2 separate regions of the Homo sapiens genome follow, and region 2 is linked to region 1. Evidence: chromatin loops called from intact Hi-C (ENCODE). Cell type or tissue: Panc1. All regions are shown on one strand.

Region 1 (2,500 bases):
GAAAAAGGAAGTTGGAATCTTTAAATCTGATTGGTGACCCTGGGAGCTGGACAGTAAGTGAGAAAAACCATTATCCCAGCTCTGTCTCTAGTTCATTGTATAATTTTGAATAAGTCAATTCCCCTCTCTGGGATTCCATTCTTAGTTGGTTAAATGAGAGGGTTGGATTAGTTGAGGTACAGCAAATGCATGACACACATGTTGCCATGGGAGACTTACCCATCCAAAGCCCATGCAGACATTGCTAATCAATCACAGCACCCTTTTCCGGTAAGCAGGACACAGTACAGTGCCACCAATAGTCCAGAGTTGGCACATGAAGCAAATAAAACCTGTTTACCATCCCTGAGCTAGACAACTTCCAAGGAGTTCTGCCTGTTATGACATGTTGCCCTCTATGCCCTAGTGAAGAGAACAAAGCAGAAATCAGGAAACCTGGGGCCTTGTCACCACCCTGCCTTGAGTTTTCAGTGCCACCGAGAAAGTAACTCAAAATCTAGGTCTTTCTTTCCTCATTTGTTAAATCGAGGGTAACAATTTTATTCTTGTAATTTTGGGGATCTTTGTAAAGATGAAAATTAAAATTACCACATAGTCTCTTAAAACAATGCGAATTTACTATATTACTATTCTGTAGGTCAGAAGTCCAAAATGGGTTTCACTGGGCTAAAATTGAGGCATCAGCAGAGCCTCCTTCCTTTTGGAAGTTCTAGAGGAAAACCCACTTCCAGCTCTACAGGCTGCCTTAATTCCATGACTGGCAGCCCCTTCTTCCATCTTCAAAGCCAGCAGTGGGGCATTTTCACAACTCTCTGACTCTGACTCTTCCGTTTATTCTCAACTCTCCTTCTCTTACCCTAACCTTCTGCCTTCCCCTTCCAGTATTTAAGCACCCTTGTGATTACATAGGGTCCACCAGGATAATCTTCCTATCTCAAGATCCTTACCTTAATCACATCTGCAAGGTCCCTCCTGCAAAGTGAGGTGACAGATTCACAGGTTTGTGGGGGTTAGGACATGAACATCTTTGGAGGTTCATTATTTAGCCTGCCACACCTCACATAATTCCTTATAAACATCGTCCTCCTGAACAAAGATAAACTGCTCCTGGAGGAAGGCTGAAAAAGGAATTAAACTGCAGAGTCACCAGAAACTTTCTATATCTGCCTGCCTAAACGCCAATGGTTAACATTCTGAAGAGAGCCACAGGAAGGCTAGTTCAGGCTGTTGTCCATTTCATCAACTCTCCACCAAGTTTTTGAGACGAAATACACAAGACAAATTTAAAAAAAAAAAAAAAAAAAAACCAGGAGTGGAAGAAATACTACTTTTTAAACTATCCAACAGCACCCCCCAGTGCCAAGAAGCAGAAAGAGGGGAGAAGGGCTAGCAGTTGGTAAAGGATCAGAATATTGTCCAGGTGTTCACGCTTGTAACACTCCTTTGGGAGGCCAAGGTTGGAGGATCATTTGAGGCCAGGAGCTTGAGACCAGCCTGGGCAACATAGCAAGACTCCGTCTCTAAAAATTAAAAACAAAAAATTAGCTGGAAATGATGGTGCATGCCTGTAGTCCCAGCTACTTGGGAGGTTGAGGTGGGAGGATCTCTTGAGCACAAGAGTTTGAGGCTGCAGTGAGCTATGATTGCACCACTGCACTCCAGCCTGGGCAACAAAGCAAAGTTCTGTCTCAAAAAATAATAATAATAATCAGAATATTTAGCTCCATGGTTCTCCATTAGACACACAAAGCGTGGGATACAACTGATCTGAGACTAGCCCAGGCGTGCGAACTGCATTTTTTTTTTTTTTTTGAGATGGAGTTTCACTCTTGTTACCCAGGTTGGCATGCAATGGCATGGTCTCAGCTCACTGTAACCTCCACCTCCCAGGTTCAAGTGATTCTCCTGCCTCAACCTCCCAAGTAGCTGGGATTACAGGCACCTGCCACCACGCCCAGCTAATTTTGTATTTTTAGTAGAGATGGGGTTTCACCATGTTGGCCAGGCTGGTCTTGAACTCCTGACCTCAGGTGATCCAACTGCCTCGGCCTCCCAAAGTGCTGGGAATACAGGCATGAGCCACTGCACCTGGTCTGCGTGAGCCACTTTCTAAGCTCACCAAGTGATTCTATGTTTTGGACCTTTGATTTACAGTTAAAACCACTGACTTCAGCAAAGCAGTAAACACAGTCTGAAAGCCTTCTAGGCCTTGGGGACTCAAAAATAAATATGATAAGGCTCCTCCTCAAAGAGAGCTTCCAATCTAGGTAGACTATAAGAGCTGGAAAAGACATTGGCCACAACTAACAACTATGGGACATAAGGCAAATTACTTAACCTCTCCGTGACAGATTCCTCATTTGTAAAATTAGAATAATAATAGTTCCTGCCTTATAGGGCTACTAAGAGAGTTAAATGAGGTGACTCACGTAAGGCACTTAACGTGGTATCTGATACAAAATAAGCACACGGCAAGCGTTAGGGGCCAACTGATGAGCCA
Region 2 (2,500 bases), 1.5 Mb before region 1:
TGTGCGAGTGGGGTGTGGTAAAGCAGACACGTATGTAAATCACTTTAATCAACAAAATTAGATAAGTGGAAAGACAGAGGGAAGCAGAAGGTACTAAAATGGAGCAAGTACAGACAGTTGGCCCAACCTAAGAACTGGAAAAAGCTGCTCGGAGGGATTGGTAACTCAGCTAAAAAATCTCAAAAGATGAATACATTTAGCCAGGCAAAGAAAAGCAGGAAGGGCATTCCGGGCAGGGGCAACAGCAGATGCACAGAGGCAAGTTCAGTTTTACTGCAGGGGTGAGTTAGAGGCAGGAAGTGGTGGGAAATGAAGCTGGAGCTGTAGACAGGAAAAGATCAGAGAAGACCTTATGTGTTTGGCTAAGGAATGTATGATTTACCAATAAGGTAACAAGGAGCCATTGAAAGATTTTAAGCAGAGGAGTGGCGTGATTGAACCTGCACTTTATTTATTTATTTATGTATTTATTTATTTATTTATTGAGATGGAGTCTCACTCTGTCACTCAGGTTGAAGTGTAGTGGTGCCATCTCGGCTCACTGCAACCTCTGCCTCCTGGGTTCAAGCCATCCTCCCCACTCAGCCTCCCGAGTAGCTGGGACTACATGCATGTACCGTCATGCCCAGCTAATTTTTGTTTTGTATTTTTAGTAGAGATGAGGTTTCACCATGTTGGCCAGGCTGGTCTTGAACTCCTGACCTCCAGTGATCTGCTCACCTCAACTTCCCAATGTGCTGGGATTACAGGCATGAGCCACTGCATCTGACCTGAACCTGCGCTTTAGATGCATCATTGGCATGAAATTAATTTGTAGTTCTCAAAGAAAGCCTTTTAAAAGATCATCCCCTCAGGAGGTTATTACTCCAGAAATATATTCACTCATTTCATTTGCTGTTAGTTTGGTAAATACTTATTGAGTATTACTAGGAGCAAATTTTCATGCTTGAAACTGTAGGCTCCACAAAGGTGAGCATGTATTTCTACCTGACCTCAAGGAGTTCATGGAATATAGGGCAGATGAAGCATCTACTTGAATAATTGTAGTAGGATATGGAAAGTGGCAAAGGGCATAAGACCAAAAGAGATTTGCAGATGAAGTGCTGTAAGACATGTTTTCAAATCCGTTCCTTGGACCAGGTGCTGAGCTGGCCTCACAGTAAGCACTCAAGGTTATTTATAAAATATGGACTCCTCGGAGCTTCTATTTCAGTGGGGCAGGCTCAGGAGTCCCCAGGATATTCCCATGCACAGCCAGGATTAAGAACAATTGCCAGAAGAGGTCTGAGGAGAAAGAGGTTAAGCTTTGAAGGGGCCATTGATGGTGGAAGCATGTAAGCTGTGCCTAGAAGAATGAGTAAAATTTGGACAGTAGATTTCGTGCTATGACATTCTGGACATGCCAGATGGCAGGTGAAGCATGGGCTGTGATGGGATGCAGGAAAACAAGGCCCACACTAGAGGGAGCCCAGGAGTTCTACGTGACTGCAACATAAAGCTGTGTGGTGGCGGTTTGGGACCAGATCAAGGAGGTGAAGGAATTAGCACTTTAACTGATAGATACTTGTGAAACACTATATTATTTTTTTAAATGGAGTGACATTTTAGACTGGAATTGTATTTTAGAGCCATCAGATCCCTGCAACATTTTTGTGTGAGGCTGGGTTACCAGTTAGAAAATGATTGCAAAAATCTAAGTAGCAGAAGACAACATGCTGAACCAGGGAATAACTATCAGTCCAGCTACCATTGATTATGCCTGGAGCTGAATAATTGTTTTGCTTTTTCTTCTTCCTTCTTAAGAAAATGTGAGGAAGTGGTTAGGGAAAAGTTCATGATCTCGTTACCCACAATTCCAAAATCCAATAAGCTCTGAAACCCACTAATTTTTCATAACATTTTTGGTTTCAAAAGCCTGCCTGAACCAACATGAGACAATTTATGGTCTTTATTTATCTTGCATTATATGAACATTAATATGTTTTACTATAGAAATGGTAACATGTTTGATCACAGCATGCTGTCTCAGACCACACTAGGATTTACGTATACAGAATTTGTAATATATTACCTTTCTAAAACTGGAAAAAATTTGAATTCCAAAGTATACTTGGTCAGAGGATTTTGTAAGGATTGTAGACCTAAATTGGTGCTGAAACTAAATCTCAGAGAATCCAAGCAATGTTTCAAAGAAAGAGGAAGACATGAAGACTGGGGTCTTGTGCAGGGAAAGAAATGGATGGAAGAGATTTTATAGAGAGGCTGCTAACACACAAATTTTCATGTTGATGCTAGGAAGATGATTGTGTTGATGTTAATGTACTATTGGAATTCTTAGATGAAAGTTCTAATGGCTCTGTAATTGGTGATGGATGGACAGAAAGGCCTTCATGACAAGGAGTGTAGGCACATGCAGACAAGAAAGTGCAAGGTGATATGATCTGAAATCCACCGAAGGGTTCCCTACACCAAAATATTTCCTCCTCTCTTATTGCCTTGA

Evidence for each region. A loop is a pair of places that touch in the nucleus more often than their neighbours do. Peaks named below come from ENCODE experiments on the same cell type or tissue, not always from the same donor. Only the 100,000 strongest peaks of a DNase experiment are listed, where the experiment ranks them.
Region 2: it touches region 1 in a loop (3-fold over the local background); 16 of 110 quality-filtered maps call a loop at or near these places.

The regions. Positions count from the first base shown.
Region 1 is chr1:55,283,820-55,286,319 of GRCh38, reverse strand. No RefSeq gene overlaps it. Among named protein-coding and RNA genes, the nearest start is that of MIR4422, 59 kb to the right of the region's middle. In Panc1, CTCF peaks have their summits at 1,155 and 1,365 (motif pointing left); a DNase peak (open chromatin) is centred at 1,179; H3K27ac peaks cover 1,015 bases.
Region 2 is chr1:56,802,714-56,805,213 of GRCh38, reverse strand. All of the region lies in intron 1 of FYB2 (FYN binding protein 2), which reads left to right. Among named protein-coding and RNA genes, the nearest start is that of FYB2, 15 kb to the left of the region's middle. In Panc1, CTCF peaks have their summits at 1,242 and 1,454 (motif pointing right); a DNase peak (open chromatin) is centred at 1,443.